Regions from separate parts of the Homo sapiens genome. Here regions 1, 2, 3, 4, 5 and 7 are each linked to region 6. The links are chromatin contacts, found by Hi-C or POLR2A ChIA-PET in ENCODE. All regions are on one chromosome and are shown on one strand. Each heading gives the region's core, a stretch centred on a gene start or an enhancer-like site at or near the end of the contact. The rest is flanking DNA. Distances are from core to core; before and after follow the strand shown. Region 1 holds the start of MED18 (mediator complex subunit 18). Region 2 has its middle 11 kb from the start of SESN2. Region 3 holds the start of RCC1 (regulator of chromosome condensation 1). Region 4 holds the start of RNF19B (ring finger protein 19B). Region 5 holds the start of TAF12-DT (TAF12 divergent transcript). Region 6 holds the start of LAPTM5 (lysosomal protein transmembrane 5). Region 7 holds the start of YARS1 (tyrosyl-tRNA synthetase 1).

Region 1 (2,870 bases), core at 307-2,806, 2.4 Mb after region 6:
TGGAAAAGAGTTCACTTGTTTATACATCAAAGTGGTGGAGAGAGACCAGATCTGTTGTGGCACTGGCCTTCAAATCAAAGATTCATTCATTCAAAAACGTTTGAGTATTTCCTTATATGGCCAGTTCCAGGAACTGATGACACAGAAATATAGAAAGGAGATCTGGTCATGGAGTTACAGCATTACCTTCTAGTCTCAAGTTCTGAAACCTCCACATTACCTGTGCAATCTTGAGAAAGTCCTATCTATAACCCCTCACCCTGGGACTCAATGTCTTCCTTATAAAATGAGGCCAGTGATTTTTTTTTTTTTTTTTTTTTGAGACGGAGTTTCACTCTTGTCGCCCAGGCTGGAGTGCAATGGCGCAATCTCTGTTCACTGCAGCCTCTGCCTCCCAGGTTCAAGCGATTCTCCTGTCTCAGCCTCCCGAGTAGCTGGGATTACAGGCGCCCGCAACCAAGCCCAGCTAATTTTTTTTGTATTTTTAGTAGAGACGGGGTTTCGTCATGTTGGCCAGGTTGGCCTCGAACTCCTGGCCTCAGGTGATACTCAGGTGATCCGGCCTCCCAAAGTGCTGGCATTACAGGTGTGAGCCACCGTGCCCGGCCAAAGGCCAGTGATTTTTAACTCCCAAGGCTATGTGGCTCAAACGAGATAATAAAGAGGCAACAAAATTCAGAAGAACTGAAAAAGTGACTTAAGGGACCTTCGTTTTATAGATGAGGATATTGAGACTTGGAGAGGGACAGAAGGATACACACAGCAAGTTGGTAGCAGAGTTTGGACCAAACTAACATCTAGGCGTTCTATCTCTCTGAAAATGCCTTCCCCCGTACGCTTTTCTTTTTTGGTGACAGGATCTCGCTCTGTAGCCCAGGCTGCAGTGCAGTGGGGAGTTCCTAGCTCACTATAACCTCGAACTCCTGGGCTCAAGCCGAGTAGCTGGGACTACTACAGGCGGGAGACCACACTGCGGCTAGCCTAAAAATGCCTTTTAAAGAGAGCCAAGGCCGGGCGCGGTGGCTCACGCCTGTAATCTCAGTACTTTGGGAGGCCGAGGCCGGCGGATCAACTGGAGGTTGGGAGTTCGAGACCAGCCTGACCAACATGAAGAAACCCCGACTCTACTAAAAATACAAAAAATTAGCCAGGCCTGGTGGCGAGCGCCTGTAATCCCAGCTCCTCAGGAGGCTGAGGCAGGAGAATCGCTTGAACCCGGAAGGCGAGGTTGCGGTGAGCCGAGATCGCGCCATTGCACTCCAGCCTGGGCAACAAGAGCGAAACTCCGTCTCAAAAAAAAAAAAAAAAAAAAAAAGAGAGAGAGAGCCAAGGGGAAGTTATTTTAAGATGATGGTATATAGGTCCTTCTAAGCCGGCATCCATAACACGTATCCAATTAAACACTAGAAGCACACCTCCTTGAGGCTGTAGTGTCTTCTCGAGAAGCCGGGAATTATATCCACCCGCGCACCTAGGAGCTTTTGAGCGACGATTAGATACCAGCACTCCGGTTACCCGAGCCCGGGAAGCCCCCAGATCGGTGCAACCAGCCAACTTCCTCCTCTTCTCACTTCCGGTCGGAAGCCGACGTCTCACAAACCTCGAAACTGCCGTTCCCAAACGTATGGGTGCCGAGAAGGCCGAAGAGCTTCATTGCGGACAGACAATCAGAGGCGCATGCGCAAAATTCCGGGCTGCTGTATGAAAGATGGCGGCCTCCTTTGGCGCTTTCCTCCGGGCGCTACCTGGATCCTTGACGTCATAGGCCATGCTCTAGGAAAATCTTTTTAGGTTTGACAACCTGGAGATGTATTTGTGTAGAAAGTCTCTTGGAACTGATAGGACTTACAGAGATTATAGTGGGTTTCAAAAGAAAAAAGAACTGAGGGGTTGGGCGCGGTGGCTCACGCCTGTAACCCCAGCACTTTGGGAGGCCGAGGCAGGCGGATCACTTGAGGTCAGGAGTTCGAGACCAGCCTGGCCAAGATGGTAAAACTCCGTCTCCATTAAAAATACAAAAATTAGCCGGGCATGGTGACGCGCGCCTGTAATCCCAGCTACTAGGGAGGCTGAGGTGGGAGAATCGCTTGAACGCGGGAGGCGGAAGTTGCAGCGAACCGAGATCGCGCCACTGCATTGTAGCCTGGGCTACAGAGAGAGACTCTGTCTCAAAAAAAAAAAAGAGTCTGGAAAAGGAGTAGGTCCAGATCCAGGAGTACTCTGCAGTGCCATACCAAAGAATACATGTGAGCTTTAAAAGAACCCTGGCTACAACATGGAGAAAAGTTTGGGAAAGGAGAGAGCCTAGAGAAAAAAGACCAGGCCGGACACGGTGGCTCAGGCCTGTAATCCCAGCACTTTGGGAGGCCAAGGCGGGCAGATGGCTTGAGTTCAGGAATTCAAGACCAGCCTGAACAACATGGTGAAACCCTGTGTCTACAAAAAATACAAAAAATTAGCTGAACGTAGTGGCTCGCACCTGCAGTCCCAGCTACTTGGGAGGCTGAGGTGGGAGGATTGCTTGAGTCCAGGAGGCAGAGGTTGCAGTGAGCTGAGATAGCGCCACTGCACTCCAGCCTGTGCAACAGAGGGAGATCCTGTCTGGAAAAAAATTAAAGAAAAACGACCAGTTAGGCGCTTTGGTACAACTCCAGCTGAGAAACAAATGTCAGAAAAAGATTTTAAAAATGTAAAAAGAGGACAGGCGCGGTGGCTCACGCCTGTAATCCCAGCACTTTGGGAGGCCGAGGGGGGTGGATCACGAGGTCAGGAGATCGAGACCATCCTGGCTAACGGTGAAACCCTGTCTCTACTAAAAATACAGAAAATTAGCTGGGCGTAGTGGCGGGCGCCTGTAGTCCCAGCTACTT
Region 2 (2,811 bases), core at 86-2,585, 2.5 Mb after region 6:
CTGTAATTGAGAGGCCAGGGCATTCCTCTTTGTAGGAGAGCCTTTACTGAAAGGCAAATTTATCATCTGAAGGTGGCTAAGGCAGCTGGAATCTGAGCAAGTGAAAGGACGAATTATTGAACTGCTCTACTCAGCAACTATCTGCTGGTCAGGGCTCCAGTTCCTTCCTTCCTTTTTTCATTCAATAAATATTTATTTACCATCTTGTGTGTACCAGGCACTGTGCCTGGCTCTGGGAAATCCAGTGGTGAAGCTAGCAGCCTAGCAGGGCATGGCAGGGTGCCACTGGCTGGGCACATTCCTCCCCTCCCCACTGCCTTGTATTTTTGGTTGGGTAAAGATCTCCTTCTTCTGTTGCCACACTCTCAACTCTTGCATCAGCTATGTTGAGGCCACTGATTGGCCAGCTATTTATATTCCTCAATCACCTTCCAGTCCCAAAGATACACCTACCTAGACTGGATTTGAAATGTTTTTGAGATGTCTTCAGCCTTAGATCCATTTCAGATTATGACCCTAATATGATTGTCATCTGTTCTGTATTCATTCTTCCTGAATTAGTTTTCTAGTCTCAAATTCTGAGATCACTTTACTATAATGACCTTGTAATGGGACCATTCGGGGGGCTGTGATTTATCACCCCAGATGTCATTTTCTGAGCTCTTCTTATTGTTTCCCCCCTCCCCACCCACTAATCTCAGATACAATTCCTGCCCAGGGGGAACTTTCAGGAAAGAAGTTCCACTCCAATTGGTTTGATAAAGCCAAAGAAGACCCATCCTTCAAGGCTTAGTCACACATTAATTCAATTACTCATGAAGCAGGCATTGTGCTAGGTGGGGAGGGAGGTCCTTCCTGCACAGAGCTGACAGGTGCCGAGCTGTCAAGCTACACAACCAAAATTGTCCTTTGGAGTTGTGCATTAGCAGGCAGTACAACCACAGACTCCCAGAAACAAAGCCAACTATCTCCTAAGAGCACTTCCCAGGAGTCAGGCAATTCGGGTGCCAGCTTTTAGCCAAGTAACCCAAACTGAATTTTTTTTTTCCAGCTCTTTGAATCTGTTTCCCTATCTGTAAAACAAAGAAATAGAAATTAGCTCTAAACTTGCAGAGTCATTATGGAGAGAACTGGTGCCATAAAGAACTGGCAGTGTATATAATTCGTCTTCTCGATTGCATACTGAGGACAGAAATCTTCAGGTTTGGAAACGTTTACCCTTCTTAAATGCAAAAACTAACGCACTGGGTGCTTTTGGGCAAATTGCTTGGTTGATTTAGTTTAGTTTTGTCGGCTGAGTGGTTCCTCAACGCCCCCTGCAGGCCAGATCCTGCTATAGCTAAGTCAGAATGGAGTAGGAAAGGGCTGGCCCAAACCGTTTTGAGTTTATAGGATTGTTAGGGTCCATGTCACCGCCTGAAGGTCTTGAAAAGAGGCCAGGCAACAGCTAAGTAAAGGTCTGTGGTTGCTGAAGATTCCCCCTGCTGCCAGCAAGGACCAGAGTCCTAAAATACTTCACAGCCCGAATGCACTTTCCATTGTTTTGGCTTACTACCTCTCTTACAAGGCAGGAAGCCTCAGGTCGAGAGAGAGGAATTTGCCCAAGGTTCCCTAGGAAGTTGGCCACAGAGTGGAGACTAGAATCTCGAGGTCCAGGGCTACCTACACCTTAATAGGCTGCCCCAGGAGAGAAGCCTCACATTTTCAGAAAGAACAACTTCTCCCTTTCCTCTGGTCTCCCTTCCTTCCCCAACCCTCCACTCCTAGAGGCTCTATACATCCTATTCTCAGAGAACCACCCTGAGGCTTGTCCCTGGAGCAACGCCTCTGGCCTCCCACCATCCTGTCCTACCTTTCCCTATCCCCAGCGGAATTCTGTACCCCGACCCCCTCCCTAAAAAGGCCACACTTGGAATCAGGATATCGGAGTTGAAGGTTCCAGTTCCAACCCTTTCTTTGTGAACCTCAGCAAAACACTTCACTTCTCTGAACCCGTTTCCTGTTTTTTTGTTTTTGTTTTTCTTTTATTACGTTTTTGTTTTTCTGAGACAGGTCTCGTTCTGTTGCCCAGGCTGGAGTGCAGTGGCGCGATCATAGCTCACTTAAGTTTGGAGCTCCTGGGTCCTCTCACCTCAGCCTTCCGAGTAGCTGGGTCTACAGGACTGCATGTTAAATGTTAAATGGGGCAATAGTTTACCTCCACCGTTCTATTGTGAGAATGAGAGCTTATGCATGGAAACCCCTTAACAAGGCTTGATGCAGATGAAGTGCTCAATAAACTGTAGATTATCTATATTTTTACTGTTATTTTGAAGGATCTGGCTCAGTGACTGGCTGATAGTGGTGGGTGTTCAAGAAAGGTGCCTACAACCATTAATATTAAAAGTTTGGCGCACATAGCCTGGCATTTAGTTGCAGTTTAATAAACTGTGGCTAGTATTGTTTTTTTGACCCCAGGACGCCCAGTGCGGTTTCAGCGTTAACAACTCCTTAGCGAAAATTGCAGAACAGACTTTTCGCTCAGCAACAGGCTCCTCTTACGTAAACCGCACCGGCCAATGAGCAGGAAGATGGGCGGGGTTTCTTGGCAGCCAATAGTAGCCCGCAGCGGCGCGCAGGATAGGCCCAGGCTGGTTTCCAGGCTGCGTACGGAAACGAATCCCCGGGGCTCTTTGACTGGGGGCGAGTCTTCGAAGTCGCCAGGCTCTGCCTATCAACCGGGTCCTGATTGGTGCAGGCTGTGGCGGTCCGCCCCTGACTCCGTCTAGCCCCGCTCCGCGAGAAGAGGCTGAACTGCCCCATCTGCTTCTA
Region 3 (2,700 bases), core at 131-2,630, 2.3 Mb after region 6:
CCTACGCCACTTGGACAGAGCCCGGGGAGAGTGACCTCCCGGGTGTATCCACGTTGGACAATCAGTGTAACGCATAAATTTACAGAATCCAATAGGAAACAATTTCATCCATTCATGTTACTACAGATCTTAAACAAGAAAGCAAACGAGTTTCCACCCTGTCCACAGTGGGGTGTTAAAAAAAAATCGGTTTCTAGACTGGTAACATGCATATTCAGCTATTCTAATTACTTTACAATAGGCGGTTAGTACTATGTGGAAGGTACCGCAGAAGCAAAGACAACAATTAGGCCCAGCTATCCTAAATTCAAATGAAACACGTGGACTTGTTAATTACCCCCAAATCGGCCAGGCACGATGGCTCACGCCTGTAATCCTAAAAATATAAAAATAAAAATGACCCAAATCACAAAAATACGAGAAAGCATAATTACGAAACGCAATGCTTCCAAATTATGAAAATCTTCGGCCTGGCGTGGCGGACCACAAGGTCAGGCGTTGGAGACCAGCCTGGCCAACATGGTGAAATCCCGTCTCTACTAAAAATACAAAAATAAGCCAGGCGCGGTGGTACACGCCTGTAGTCCCAGCTACTCGGGAGGCTGCGGCAGGAGAATTGCTTGAGCCCAGCAGGCGGAGGTTGCAGTGGTGCGATCAAATAAAAAGAAAAATTGAGAAAATTCTTAAAGGCAAATGAGGATCCAGAATAAAACTGTGTGCAATTATATTGAGAACGACAATGTGCCTACTATGAGGCAGTAAGATAAACAGTGGGGGTGGCGGTGCACCTTCAGAGGCTCGCTGGGTCGGGCGGCAGCCCTGCGGGTCCCGAGGTCTCCATGGCCCACTTCTGGCCCAGGCCCGTCTAACGCGTACTTTAGAGTTGGGACCGATGCCGCCTAAGACACCCATATATAGTTTTAAATTACATGATTTCCGGCCAGGCGCGGTGGCTCACGCCTGTAATCCCAGCACTTTGGAAGGCCGAGGGTGGTGGATCACCGGAAATCAGGAGTTCAAAACCAGCCTGACCAACATAGCGAAACCCCGTCTCCACTAAGAATACAAAAATTGGCCGGGCGTGGTGGCACGTGCCTGTAATCCCAGCTGCTGGAGAGGCTGAGGCACGAGAATCGCTTGAACCCGGCAGGCGGAGGTTGCAACGAGCACTGCAGTCCAGCCTGAGTGACAAACCGACTCCGTCTCAAAAAAAAAAAAAAAGTAAATAAATAAAATACTATATGATCTTCCTAGGGAAGCTCGGCTACTGATCTATAGCATTAGACCCACAACTCCGGTGGCAAGCATCTGATCACACTTACCAAGGATCACACTTACCAAGGAGAAGAAGCGACCACTGCGAATCTGTCTCCAAAAAGGAGAGAGAAAACGCGAAGCATCCTTTTTAAACCTTACGAAGTGCCCGGAAGTCCTGGAATGTCTATTGCGCGTGCGCAGAAGCATGCGCAGTTAGAGAATCAGAAACTCACTGAGGCTTCTGGGAATCTACTGCAGATTGAGCCCCACCCCTTCCTGGCTGGGAGGCCTCTCGCGGTAGTGGATCCTTCCCGCGGGACCTTGCTGGGGAATGTACGTTACAGAAATAGGTTTGTAGGTATGTAGCTGCAGAGGACGTTTACTTCTGTGCAATCACTGGACTCAGTCTGTAGGATATGCCCTTAGATAAACTGGCCAAAAAGTTTTTGGAAGAGTCGAACGCGGTGGCTCACGCCTGTGATTACAGCAGCTCTGAAGGCCGTGAGGGGCGGATCGCTTGAGGCCAGGAGTTCGAGACCGGCCTGGGCATCATGGCGAAACCCCGTCTCTACAAAAAATACAGAACATAAGCCAGGCATGGTGCCGCGCACCTCCAGTCCCAGCTACTCGGGAGGCTGAAGCATGAGAATCGTTTGAACCTGGGAGGCGGTGGTTGCAGTGAGCCGAGATCGCGCCGATGCACTCCATCCTGGTCGACAGAGCGAAACTCTCTCTCCAAATAAATAAGTAAAACGTTGGAATAATAAGAATGCAGAATGAAAAAAATACATATAGAGAAATACGGAGTATCAAAAGGAATTGAATCTGCTCTGTCACCTGTGAAAGAAATAATTTGATAAATGTGAAGGTAAATAAGATGAAAGTGCCCCTAGACGAATCAGATAAAAGTTTAAAAACTCCAGGCCTGGCCCGGATAAAAATAAATAAAAATAAAAAATAAAAAACTCCATTGCACAACAGTGTGAATGAATGTAATTAAAAGCACTGCCCTATACTCTTTCTTTTTTTTTCGAGATGGAGTTTTGCTCTGTCACCCAGGCTAGAGTGGAATGGCGCGGTCTCGGCTCACTGCAACCCCGGCCTCCCGGGTTCAAGCGATTCTCCTGCCTCGGCCTCCCCAGTAGCTGGGATTACAGGCGCCCGCCACCGTGCCTGGCTAATTTTTGTATTTTTAGCAAGACGGGGTTTCACCATCTTGGCCAGGCTGGTCTCGAACTCCTGACCTCAAGCAATCCACCCGCCTCGGCCTCCAAAGTGCTGAGATTACAGGCATGAGCCAGCGCACCTGGACTTTTTTTTTTTTTTTTTTTTTGAGACGGAGTCTCGCTCTGTCGCCCAGGCTGGAAGGAAGTGGTGTGATCTCGGCTCACTGCAACCTCCACCTCCCAGGTTCAACCAGTTCTCCTGCCTCAGCCTCCCGAG
Region 4 (2,737 bases), core at 83-2,582, 2.2 Mb before region 6:
TCTTCTTAAAAGGAAGAGGATGCATCTTTCTTCCCTTTTTCCTTCCCACTGTTTGGAATATGGACCATAGTGAGGTGACCTTAACACTGGAAGCCAAATACTGAGGATGGCTGAACAGCCCTGAACTGCCTACTTTTGGACTTATATTTCATGGAAAGAGAGAAATTTCTGGCTAGGTGCAGCGGCTCATGCCTGTAATCCCAGCACTTTGAGAGGCCAAGGCAGGAGGATCGCTTGAGCCCAGGAGCTCGAGACCAGCCTGAGCAACACAGGGAGATTTCATCTCCATGAAAAAAATAAAAATAATAGGCAGGCCTGGTGGCGCACCTGTGCTCCCAGCTACTCCAGAGGTTGGGGTGGGAGGATCGCTTAAGCTTGGGAGGTTGAGGCTTCAGTGAGCTGTGATCACGCCACTGCACTCCAACCTGGGTGACAGAGCAAAACCGTCTCAGGAAAAAAAATAAATAAATTTCAATCGTAAGCTATTTTTTTCTTTTGTTATTTGCAATTGAATGTAATCCTGATACATTCCTGTTGTTGAAGCTGTTTGCCTGCCTCCCACTAGGAAGCCTAAGGGTCCAGATCCTCCCCCAGTCAGAGGAATGGGGAACTAGAAAAAGAAAGGCAAAGGCACTGCCAGGCAAGAAAACGCTGGGTCTCCTTCCACAAGTTTGGTAAGTAAGCAAGATACCAGGAGGATAGAATGGTAAGTGAGCCTAGAAATAGACTATTATATACATAGGGTTTATTAAATACATAGAGAACACTGAATGCTAGACTAAGAAATTTGGACTTTATTCTGGAAGTCCCTTGCAATAGGGGACCTTGTCTGTTTTATTTTCTAATGCCTCGCACTTTGTAGAAGCTCAGTGAATGAATATATTCTTTATTAATTTATGCCGTCTGCTTAATAAACAGAAATGTTGGAAGGTGAACCAGTTGGGAGTCACCATCTGATCAACCCCTGCCTGCTTTTTATAAATAATGTAACTGAACCATCATTTACTGGAAGTGGCAATCAACCTGTGAGGAACGGCAAACCAAAAAGTCCACCTTGGGTGTCATGGTGATGGAATTGGAGGCGGAGACCAGGGAGAGCAGCGGGCTAGGATCTCTGAGAGTCTCCGCAACATGGCGGCCCTGGAACCACCTGACCGGCAGGAGGCGGAGCTCCGCCCCAGCTCGCTCGGCCCCACCCCGCTCGGCCCTGCCCAGCGCACTCCTAGACCGGGGCGCAAGGGTTGTGAGGTGTTTGAGCGAAGCGCCTGCGCAGGGCAGCGGCGCGCGGGGCGGAGGCTTTATAATCACTTCGTCGTTGCCGCTCGGCTTCTATCGCCGGGAGGGCGGTTGAGGCGGTGGTGGCGGCGTCGGCGGCGGCCGGGCGCTGGCTGAGGGGCGCTGAGGCGGGAGCTGTGGCGGCGCTGGGCGCCCCTGGCTCCTCGGCCTCTGCCGGCCATGGGCTCCGAGAAGGACTCCGAGTCGCCGCGCTCCACATCGCTACATGCGGCCGCACCCGACCCTAAGTGCCGCAGCGGCGGCCGGCGCCGGCGCCTCACCTTGCACAGCGTCTTCTCTGCCTCGGCCCGCGGCCGCCGCGCCCGGGCCAAGCCGCAGGCCGAGCCGCCGCCCCCGGCTGCGCAGCCGCCGCCCGCCCCGGCCCCTGCCGCGGCCCAGGGCCCGCCGCCCGAGGCGCTGCCCGCCGAGCCGGCCGCCGAGGCCGAGGCGGAGGCCGCGGCGGCGGCGGCGGAGCCTGGGTTCGACGATGAGGAGGCGGCGGAGGGCGGTGGCCCGGGCGCGGAGGAGGTGGAGTGTCCGCTGTGCCTGGTGCGGCTGCCGCCTGAGCGGGCCCCGCGCCTCCTCAGCTGTCCGCACCGCTCGTGCCGGGACTGCCTCCGCCACTACCTGCGCCTGGAGATAAGCGAGAGCAGGGTGCCCATCAGCTGCCCCGAGTGCAGCGAGCGACTCAACCCGCACGACATCCGCTTGCTGCTCGCCGACCCGCCGCTTATGCACAAGTACGAGGAGTTCATGCTGCGCCGCTACCTAGCCTCGGACCCCGACTGCCGCTGGTGCCCGGCCCCGGACTGCGGGTGAGCGCGGGGGCGTGGCGCGGGTGGCGGCGGGCTGCAGCCGAGGGGCGTGGCTGGGGGCAGCAGGGACCCCGCGTGGGTGTCCCAAGCAGGGAAACCCGCAAGGCGGCAGCTTCGGCGGGGTGGTAACCATCAGGCAAGCCCAGACTAGTGGTGTGAACGCACCCGACACCCCGCCCCCTGCCCCAGGGCTCGAGGTGGCTGCTAAGCATTCGGTGAGGGGAAGGGAGCTGTCCAAGTTAGGAGACAGGGAGAGGCGGTTTTTTTGTTGGGGGAATGCCCTCTGTCCGGAGGTGAGGACAGTATCTTTTTTTTTTTTTCTTTTTTTTTTTGGAGACGGAGTCTCGCCCTGCCGCCCAGGCTGGAGTGCAATGGCGCGATCTCGGCTCACTGCAACCTCCGCCTCTCAGGTTCAAGCGATTCTCCTGCCTCAGCCTCCCGAGTAGCTGGGATTACAGGCGCCCGCCACCACACCCGGCTAATTTCTTTGTATTTTTAGTAGAGATGGGGTTTCACCATGTTGGCTAGGCTGGTCTCGAACTCCTGACCTCAGGTGATCCTCCTGCCTCGGCCTCCCAAAGTGCTGGGATTACAGGCGTGAGCCACCGCTCCCGGCCAAGGTGGGGAGTATCTCTTAATGAGAGTGG
Region 5 (2,738 bases), core at 11-2,510, 2.1 Mb after region 6:
GACTCAAACACTTGTCAAATGAACGTATATACATTCAACCTGGGTCTTAAAAAAGATGTATAGGCATTCAACAACAAAAAGTGGTATGCCGGACCCTAAAAAGAATGGAGAGCAGTGGCAAGGAAATAAGGCTAGGAATACAGCTTAGAGCCCAATGTTCATGAGGACTTGAATCTGAGAATTTGGATTGGGTGGCAGTGTAGAGGGTGGACTGGGAACGTGGTAGGATGAGGATTAGGAAGATATAAAGACAGGGCAGGATGCCGCACCAATCTGGGCACCTCTTCCTAATTTCTATGTGGCTCACTCTGGCCTGTCACAGCTCTTTATACAATTTTTGGTGTGTTTGTGGGTTCTTCTCCATCTTACTGTGAACCTTACAGATGCTGGAATTGGGTCTTACTTGCATGCCTAACATTCCAGCATACAGTAAAAAATAACAGCTGTTCTCTTTTTTTTTTTTTTGAGACAGAGTCTCGCTCTGTCGCCCAGGCTGGAGTGCAGTGGCGCGATCTCGGCTCACTGCAACCTCCGCCCCTCCAGGTTTAAGCAGTTCTCTGCGTCAGCCTCCGGAGTAGCTGCGATTACAGGCGCATGCCACCACGCCCGGCTAATTTTTTGTATTTTTAGTAGAGACGGGGTTTCACCATCTTGGCCAGACTGGTCTTGAACTCTTGACCTCGTGATCCACCCTCCTCGGCCTCCCAAAGTGCTGGGATTACAGGCGTGAGCCACATAACAGCAGTTCTCACCAAGCATCTGACAGCCGAAAAACTGAAAGCATTAGAGAATGCTACAGGACAGGCTTTGGCTTAGTAGTGAGTTCTGAGTTCAAGCTGAGGCTCTGCACTTATTAGCTAGAACTTTGCTTAATCTCTCACAGGTCTCCTCTAAATGATTAAATGGCGTAACGGAGGTAAGCGGATTAGCACAATTCCCGGCAAACAGTAAGCACTCAATTGTTACTACTGAATTGCCAGTTCACAGGCACAACCAACCGATCTCTCTCATCTCCTGGTTCCTCTGTTGCCAACTTCCTCGTTGAGGTCCAACAGGATACCTGTGGGGTAATGTGTCCCAGATGATATCCCAGTCCTGACACCAAGACAAAGGCACCAACCAAAAATGGCGACCTCAAAGCCATCCGAGGGCGTCAATTACCCGTCATGCTACCGATAGATAAATAAGCAGCGTCGGGAAGAAAAGCTAGTGAAGGATTCTTAACGCCGGGTTGGAATACGCAGAGCTCGCTCATGCTGCCACTCAACCACAAGCAGTTAAAAGCGCAAGCTGCAGGGTGTACCTACACACAGCTCAATATCGCCACCACGTGTCGGAGGGCAGTCTGCGCCTGCGCAAGCGAGGCGCGCGCCCGCCGGCCGGAAGAGCCGCGCGTTTCCGGGTTGGAGGCGGGGAGCGGTGCCGGAAGTAGTCGGGGAGGGCCGCGCAGTCGGACCGGCTGCTGAGACGAACGCTTCACTGGGGCAGTCTCTGCATATCATGGGGAGATAGACGCTGCTGCCTGTGAGTCTTGGGCCCTGGCAGTTGAGGAACAAGAGCGGGAGGAGGGAGTCAGGACCCAGACCTACAGTGGGTCAGTGTTCGAAGGACCAGGTTGTGGACGAGACGGGGCTGTGAGGATTCAGGCTCTTGGGAAGGGACTGACTGAGAGGATCAGGCTCGGAGAAGACGCGGCTGTGGGGACCCGGGCTCTAAGACGGGACTTAGGGAACGGGGACGGATGCGAGTTCTCCGGCATCTGAGGGAAAGTGGTCTGAGAGGAGCAGGATTATGAGGACCCGCACTCCTACGAGGAAAGGGTCAGAAAGGAACGGGGCGTGAAGACACAGGCTCCGGAGAGGTAAAAGTGGAGCGGTGAGGACTTGGGCTCCTAAGAGGCAGAAGCGGGACAGTGAAGACCCGGGCTCCTAAGGATTCAGAAACGGGGCAGCGAAGACTTAGGTTCCTGAGGGGCAGAAGCAGACAGAGAAAACTTGAGTTTGGAAGGGAACAGAAGCGGGCAGTGAAGACTGGGGCTTCTTTGGGGACGGGATCCGGGCTTTGAGACTCCGAGTTCCTGAGTCTCGGAACAGGGCTGTGAGTACCCAAGCTCCTAAAAGCCTTGGATCTAAGGGACCATGGATATGAGATCAGCCTACAAAGTAAAGGGAAAGGGTTTGGAAAAGATTTAGTGATCCATTTTTTCACAGTATTCCCTGAACCCAGAGAGATAAAGGACGTATTCAGGGGAAGACAACTTCTCCTTCGCACTGCCTACTTGGCTCTTGGCAAGCTTTTCTTGTGTCAGATACTCAATCTAGGAAGCCCATATGCAAACATCTTCATTTTCTGCTTCATTCTTGGGAATCAGATGTGAAGTTGAAAACAGTTGGAACTCAGTTATGTACTTGATAAGTGCTTTAAATCCCATTCCACTCAACCCTGAATGAGCACAGATCTCTGCATCTCAAATAAAAGAATGTCAGTGATGGAAGAGTCCCAAAAGATCATCTTTTAAAAACTCCTATTTTACATTTAAGAAGGCTAAGGTTCAAAGAGGCTTAGGATTACAGTGAGGCAATGGTTAGTTAGATCATAATTTTAATACAGTACCCTTCTGTGCGTAGCAAATGAGATGCTTGGTTAATGTTCCTTAAATGCTTCTAGAATCTTTGCTTTATCTTCAAACTCAGGAGGGAATTTTTTTTTTTTTTTTTTTTTTGAGACAGGTTCTCTCT
Region 6 (2,700 bases), core at 117-2,616:
AGGAGCCCAAAGCTTGCAGAGTCCCCTTGGTCTCATTGGCACATGGAGAATGGATTGATCAAGTCCACCAATCAAGTTTTGTGGGTCTAACAGAGCAACTCCTGCCAAGTGGGAGGAGCTTAGGGACTTTCTATAACCTCTCCTGGGGCAGAAATGATGGGCTGCAGCAGTGTCCAATCCTAACTCCATGATCTCCTGGGAGGGCAGGGCTTCATGGCAGTTCCTGTCTGCTCTGCACTAGAAGCTTGGCATTGCAAAGGGGCTCAGCTGTGGAATGAAGCAGGGCTTCTTCCAGAAATGTTGCATGTACTTCCTATTCCCTTTCTTTATTGCAATATGGATAATTTATCATCTGAGGAGGGAGTAGAGATTCCAGGGTAGCTTGCCTAAGAGTTGTGGCTTATTAATTCCAACTTTTTGCAAGATCAAGGGGGAAAAGCAATCCCTGATTTTGTGTGAGTATGGGGATTGGGTCTTGAGGCCCTGAAAGTGAGGTTCGGGTCTCACAGATTGCTGTGAAGAGTTATTGACCCACCTAGAAGAGAAGCCTAGCCCAGGGCCTGGCGCACAGTTGATGGGTTTGCTTCCTGGTTATTCTTCCGTCCTTGTCTGGAGCCCTGCACGCCTCTTCGTAGCTTAGGAAGAACAAGCTTCTCCCTGCGGCTCAGGGTGAGGAAGTGGGAGAGAACACCAGCTCCAGGGAGGCTTCTAGCACCAGTCAGCCTCAGTTAAAATCCTTGCACCTTCATTGACTAGCTGTGTGACCTTGCACGAATCATTCCCCCTCTCTGTGCCTCAGTTTCTTCATCTGTAAAATGGGGATCATAATAGTACCTCTCTCAAAGGATTGAGGTGAGGATGAAAGGAGTGAATCCAGGAGCATGCCTGGAAGAGGCAGGAAATGCCTCCTAGACAATAGCTATTTTTGCAGCCAGACAGATCTGGGTTTGAATTCTGCCACCAGTGCTAACTACTGTGTGATTTGGGGCAAGTGCCTTGACCTCTCTGGACAGCTGTTTCCTCATCTGGAAATGGGCTTGGTAACAGTCCTGGCTTCCAAAGTTGGTAGTGTTCTTCTAGTAAGCAAGCTGTGTGAAACGGTGGAACCCTGGCCCTGGTGCAGAGAAGGGCATGATGACCGTGTTAGGGTCTGTCCTCTCTGGAACCCCCTCCTGGGAATGGCAGAGGGCAGTGGGGTGCTCTGAGGCAGGCTGCTGCCCTGTCCCCACTCCCCCTCCCCAGCTGCCCCGCCCCAGCTGTGACGACCTTGTCCCTGCCTGTCTAAGGGGCAGGAAGGAAGTGAGGAGGGCAGCCAGCAGCTTCCCCTTCTCTGCCCTGCTCCAGGCACCAGGCTCTTTCCCCTTCAGTGTCTCAGAGGAGGGGACGGCAGCACCATGGACCCCCGCTTGTCCACTGTCCGCCAGACCTGCTGCTGCTTCAATGTCCGCATCGCAACCACCGCCCTGGCCATCTACCATGTGGTGAGTGTGCGGGCCCCGGGTGTGTGTGCGTGCGTGCTTGTGTGAGTGTGAATGTCTGCGGTGACCCGTCATCTACGGAGCCCCACAAATGAAAGAACTCCTGCTCTCCACCTCTCTGGGGGACCCTGGGCAAATCCCTGTCCTGCTCTGGGCCTCAGTTTCCTTCTCTGTCAAATGGCTGGGGGTACCCTGGGGAGATGCCGCAAGAGTGAGGAGTAAGGGAGCTGGAATCCACTTTCCAGGCAAATGTAACTGACGTTCACTCCGAGGCTGGCTCCGTTTCTGCCTCTGTGAGATGGGGCACAGCAGCAGCCGGAAGGTTATTTGTGTGCAAAGCCAACAGCAGATGTGAAAGTGCTTTGGAAGGCAGGGATCTTGGGAGGAACGTGGGCTGGGATTGTTTGACCGGGATGTGAGGTCGGCCGCAGACACAGCCCCGATTCTTCCCCTGGGGCCTGGAGGGAGCCTGGGCCACTCGAGGGGATGAGAAGTGGGGATCTCCCCTTTGTGCCTCCAGTGGGGAGGCAGGGGCCGTGTCCTCTCAGCTTCCAGCTCAGTCAAACCACGGCCTTCTGCCCACCAAAGAGAACTTGAGACCTGTGCTAATCATTAGGGTAACTTGTCCGGCCCAAGCTCTTGTTGGGCAACTTGTGAAGTCACGGCTGTCACTGGTTCCTCCTTTCCTGGTGACTCACAGTGTGGTCTTGGGCAAGTCACAGTGCCCGGGGGCCAAGGCTGCCCCTCTGCCTGGGGTGGCTGAGGGTCAGTGTCCTTGTACTGTCCTGCCTAGACCCACCCTACTCCCAAACTCCTGGCCACACTCATCTCCCCTAGACCCAAGCGACTTCCTCCTGGGGTGACTCAGGGCCTGTGGTTAACAGTTTTCTCATGAGTCTGGAAGGGCTTCCTCAAAATTAGCCTAGATCCACATGCTGCGGTGGGTTGCTGCAAACTCAGACCTGCCTGCGTCTGCTTCCTGTCACAGGCAGGGCAGGCAGAGCTGTGGCAAGAGCCCAGCCTTCAGGGGGGCGATGCTGTTCAGTGGTTAGCCCACGGCCTCTGGATGCAGACTCCTGCATGCAAATCCTGGCTTCCCTGCTTCCCAGCTCTGCAGCCTTGGGCAATTTACTTAACCTCTCTGAGCCTCAGTTTTCTCATTTAAAAAAATGGGGATGTGAATTATCATACCCATCTGATAGGGTTTGTTGTGAGGCTCAGG
Region 7 (2,919 bases), core at 121-2,620, 2.1 Mb before region 6:
AACTAAAAACACTGCAGGACGGAAAAAACAACCCAGGGCTGCAAATCTTTGCTTTAGGTAACATTTCACTAGATGAGGGTGCCAGGATTCTCCTCCCACATGGACACAGAGAACAGATGCGCTAAGCTGCAGCAACAGGTTTCTTTTCAAAAAGAAAATGTGCTTTAAAACACTTCAGGCAGGTCTGGTAGAGCTTGGAGTCCCTAATAAATACACAAAACACCGGAGATCAGGTTAGGGCAGGCCGTGGGCAATTCAACCACTTCTAGGACCTTTCCAGGGCCCACTGAGGTAATAACTGCTTTCCCTCTTGCCCTGGAAGTAACTGGTGACGCCGCCTCCAGCCCTTGAGGAGCCGGAGAAAGGGTGGCCCAGGCCCAACCTTTGGAGGATACTGCCTTGGCTCTCTCTCACAAATGCAACGGCCCGGGACGGTGTCGCCTTCCAGGAAGGGCCTTTGCGTCTCCCTCCCCCGGGGACACCGCGAATTCCCGCCTCCCGGCGGAAAGCGGGAGAAGCGAGAGTTTTCTCCCCGCCCCTCCCCCAGTAGGGGCAAACCCGCCCCTCAGCAGGCCTGTGCTGTGCGCTCCTCTCCCGGGGACCACCGTCCTCAGATCTCCCCAGGGAATGGGTCGTCCTCTTCCTGCCCCCACCCGCGAGACGCGGCAGAAAAGCCCGCGGCTATCTTCCCGCCAGCAACAGCCTCCCGCCGAGCCGGCCGGGACAGAGGCGGCCCCCACCCCCACTGGGCAGGGGACTGCAGACGGCGCTCCCCGACTCTCAAGACGACCAGGGAGCTTCCCTTTTCCTCAGCGGGGTGAGGGGCATCTGTCGCCCGCCGACTTGGAGGTGGAGGGGCAGGGACATTCCCTCGCCATCACCTCAGGAGCTAGAACGCGCCCTTCTCGCAGCAGGGCGTGGGCCTCCCAATCCCTCCAAGGGGCGGACGGCGTGCGCAACCCCCTGGAGAAGCAACAGGCGCCCCCATCCCCCTCCAAGCCGGGTAACGCCGACCCCCTCGTCCCTCCCGCTCTTCACCTCCGGAAGCCGGGCCAAAGCCTGGGCGAACGACTGCGCCTCACTCCGCCCCCTGCGCCATTTTATCGCCCCCTCCCCGACCTCCCCTACCCCGAGTCAGCCGGGCCAACACCAGGGGGAGGGCAAACCAGCAGTGATTGGCAGGAAACCGTCCCGCCTCTAGGAGGGTTGTGCCCCGCTCAGGCGCCTCAGCCCCGCCCTCCGCACCGCCCACCGTGCCCACTGGCTCCACCTTTTCCCGTCTCATCGACCTGCTCGACTCTCTGCTGCTCCTCACTTTTTCCGGCCGCTGCCGGAGGGGTCCAGGCCGAGTAAGCGGAGCGCCGAGCCCAGCTGATGCAACCTGGCTGGACTCGCGTGACAGTTCCCGGCACGCGGCGGCGACGGTGACCCAGGAAGGGGCTCTGGTGCCGGGCTGAGCGGGGGAAGCAGGGGTAGCGGAGCCATGGGGGACGCTCCCAGCCCTGAAGAGAAACTGCACCTTATCACCCGGAACCTGCAGGTCAGGCCTGGGGGTTGGAAATGCGCCGTTGGGGATTAGGAGCCCGAGGTTCAGTGATTTTGAGCCCCATTACGGGGTTCTAAGTATGTGGGGCCGGGGACTCGGCGCTGGCGCAGCTCTGAGAGAGCCTGTAGATCTCACTGCTGGTCGGTCAGTCAATCAAGCAGCCCTTCCCTGGGTTCCCCAGAAATCACAGTGGGCTCACCTCTTGCGTCCAGTTGTCTTGTGTTGGAGCCAAACTTTGAATCCAGGACTCCCATTCCACCCCCCTATTAAGTGCCAGACGTGGTGCTTAGTCGCTGGGGATACGTCAAGGGCCTGCCAGAGCTTGTCTGAAGGGGATCAGACGTTAAAAATGACCCATTACGGTTCAAGTAAGTACTGGAAGATGCTATACTGGGAGCTTTAAAGGGAAAGAGAGAAGGGAAGGCTTCCCTGAGGAAGTGACCTCCAAACTGCGCCTTGAAGGAAATGGATCCCCCCCCCTCACTCCACAAATGTTCCGTTTGTTACCAAGAACTACAGGAGTAGAAGTGAACCAGAGGAAGAATGGAAGAATAAGGAGGGAGAGCATTTCAGATGGAGGAAACAGAAATTGTGGCAAATTTAGCTGGAGTGGAGTGAGCAAAGTTATGAGGAAGCACTTAAATATTTATATTGCTTACCCCTTAACTTTTTCAGGCTTCTGACTGTTGTCACCTTATCAGCGACGCATGATTTCCGACCACTTTATTTAAATAACAAACCCTCTGGCACCAGAACTGCCCCATACCTTGCTCTGCCTTTTTTTTGTTATTGTTTCTACATAGTATACATTTTATTTATTTGTTTAAGAGAGGTAGGCAGGGACCAAGTCACGGGAGCCTTGCAGGCCTTATTCTGTTCAATTTTAAATTGGGCTTCCTTCTAAGAGTAGTGATAAATCAGTTGGGCCACACAGCCTGTTCTGTTTTTTCTTTTTAGAGATGTACTTCACATACTATAAAATTCACCCTTTTAAAGTGCACAATTCAGTGGGTTTTAGTATGTTCACAAGGTTGTGCAACCATCACACTATCTTTTTTTTTTTTTTTTTTTTTGAGGCGGAGTCTCGCTCTGTCGCCCAGGCTGGAGTGCAGTGGCCCAATCTCGGCTCATTGCAACCTCCGCCTCCCAGGTTCACGCCATTCTCCTGCCTCAGCCTCCCGAGTAGCTGGGACTACAGGTGACCGCCCCCACGCCCGGCTAATTTTTTGTATTTTTAGTAGAGACGGGGTTTCACCGTGTTAGCCAGGGTGGTCTCGATCTCCTGACCTCGTGATCCACCCTCCTTGGCCTCCCAGAGTGCTGGGATTACAGGCGTGAGCCACGGCTCCCGGCCACAACCATCACACTATCTA

The links. A loop is a pair of places that touch in the nucleus more often than their neighbours do. ChIA-PET counts read pairs that join two places held with the same protein, here RNA polymerase II (POLR2A). Pooled maps may share reads with other maps.
Region 1: a pooled map shows a loop between it and region 6 (8-fold over the local background). The contact joins the promoter of MED18 here to the promoter of LAPTM5 in region 6. A Hi-C loop is called at or near these places in 6 of 50 pooled maps. POLR2A ChIA-PET finds 5 or more read pairs at or near these places in 2 of 52 experiments (AG04450 and naive thymus-derived CD4-positive, alpha-beta T cell).
Region 2: a map with no recorded cell type shows a loop between it and region 6 (14-fold over the local background). The contact joins the enhancer-like site here to the promoter of LAPTM5 in region 6. A Hi-C loop is called at or near these places in 2 of 37 single-sample maps with no recorded cell type and 8 of 50 pooled maps. POLR2A ChIA-PET finds 5 or more read pairs at or near these places in 1 of 52 experiments (GM12878).
Region 3: a map with no recorded cell type shows a loop between it and region 6 (11-fold over the local background). The contact joins the promoter of RCC1 here to the promoter of LAPTM5 in region 6. A Hi-C loop is called at or near these places in 1 of 37 single-sample maps with no recorded cell type and 5 of 50 pooled maps. POLR2A ChIA-PET finds 5 or more read pairs at or near these places in 1 of 52 experiments (activated CD8-positive, alpha-beta T cell).
Region 4: a loop to region 6 is called in a map of OCI-LY7, with 8 times the contacts of the local background. The contact joins the promoter of RNF19B here to the promoter of LAPTM5 in region 6. A Hi-C loop is called at or near these places in 1 of 168 maps with a recorded cell type or tissue (OCI-LY7), 3 of 37 single-sample maps with no recorded cell type and 6 of 50 pooled maps.
Region 5: a loop to region 6 is called in a map of GM12878, with 4 times the contacts of the local background. The contact joins the promoter of TAF12-DT here to the promoter of LAPTM5 in region 6. A Hi-C loop is called at or near these places in 1 of 168 maps with a recorded cell type or tissue (GM12878), 4 of 37 single-sample maps with no recorded cell type and 6 of 50 pooled maps. POLR2A ChIA-PET finds 5 or more read pairs at or near these places in 5 of 52 experiments (Caco-2, GM12878, T-cell and 2 more).
Region 7: a pooled map shows a loop between it and region 6 (10-fold over the local background). The contact joins the promoter of YARS1 here to the promoter of LAPTM5 in region 6. A Hi-C loop is called at or near these places in 1 of 168 maps with a recorded cell type or tissue (natural killer cell), 4 of 37 single-sample maps with no recorded cell type and 10 of 50 pooled maps.

What each region holds. Positions count from the first base shown.
Region 1 is chr1:28,327,726-28,330,595 of GRCh38, reverse strand. It overlaps MED18 (mediator complex subunit 18), which reads right to left and starts at 1,556. Exons shown (of 3, transcript NM_017638.3): 1 at 1,416-1,556. RefSeq lists enhancers at 507-1,014, 1,015-1,522.
Region 2 is chr1:28,247,160-28,249,970 of GRCh38, reverse strand. No RefSeq gene overlaps it. Among named protein-coding and RNA genes, the nearest start is that of SESN2, 11 kb to the left of the region's middle. RefSeq lists enhancers at 1,369-1,568, 2,810-2,811. Within about 2 kb of position 1,335, at least 39 of the 41 ENCODE cell types and tissues checked have a DNase peak (open chromatin) inside an H3K27ac peak, as active enhancers do; they include GM12878, where a contact is called at or near this core.
Region 3 is chr1:28,504,723-28,507,422 of GRCh38, reverse strand. RCC1 (regulator of chromosome condensation 1) reads right to left here and starts at 1,380. Exons shown (of 13, transcript NM_001381865.2): 1 at 1,339-1,380. It overlaps SNHG3 (small nucleolar RNA host gene 3), which reads right to left and starts at 1,480. Exons shown (of 4, transcript NR_036473.1): 1 at 1,339-1,480; 2 at 1,096-1,203. SNORA73A (small nucleolar RNA, H/ACA box 73A) reads right to left here and starts at 58; the gene lies at 1-58. RefSeq lists enhancers at 1-80, 272-566.
Region 4 is chr1:32,963,404-32,966,140 of GRCh38, reverse strand. RNF19B (ring finger protein 19B) reads left to right here and starts at 1,332. Exons shown (of 9, transcript NM_001300826.2): 1 at 1,332-2,090. The coding sequence starts at 1,456. RefSeq lists silencers at 1,048-1,617, 1,978-2,187 and an enhancer at 1,233-1,737.
Region 5 is chr1:28,641,778-28,644,515 of GRCh38, reverse strand. TAF12-DT (TAF12 divergent transcript) reads right to left here and starts at 1,260. Exons shown (of 2, transcript NR_146730.1): 1 at 753-1,260. TAF12 (TATA-box binding protein associated factor 12) reads left to right here and starts at 1,449. Exons shown (of 6, transcript NM_005644.4): 1 at 1,449-1,524.
Region 6 is chr1:30,756,440-30,759,139 of GRCh38, reverse strand. It overlaps LAPTM5 (lysosomal protein transmembrane 5), which reads left to right and starts at 1,366. Exons shown (of 8, transcript NM_006762.3): 1 at 1,366-1,481. The coding sequence starts at 1,395. RefSeq lists enhancers at 217-286, 1,355-1,634, 1,763-2,559.
Region 7 is chr1:32,815,809-32,818,727 of GRCh38, reverse strand. YARS1 (tyrosyl-tRNA synthetase 1) reads left to right here and starts at 1,370. Exons shown (of 13, transcript NM_003680.4): 1 at 1,370-1,540. The coding sequence starts at 1,484. It overlaps S100PBP (S100P binding protein), which reads right to left and starts at 1,075. Exons shown (of 7, transcript NM_022753.4): 1 at 1,039-1,075. RefSeq lists enhancers at 119-228, 662-831, 1,199-1,508, 1,257-1,756, 1,757-2,258.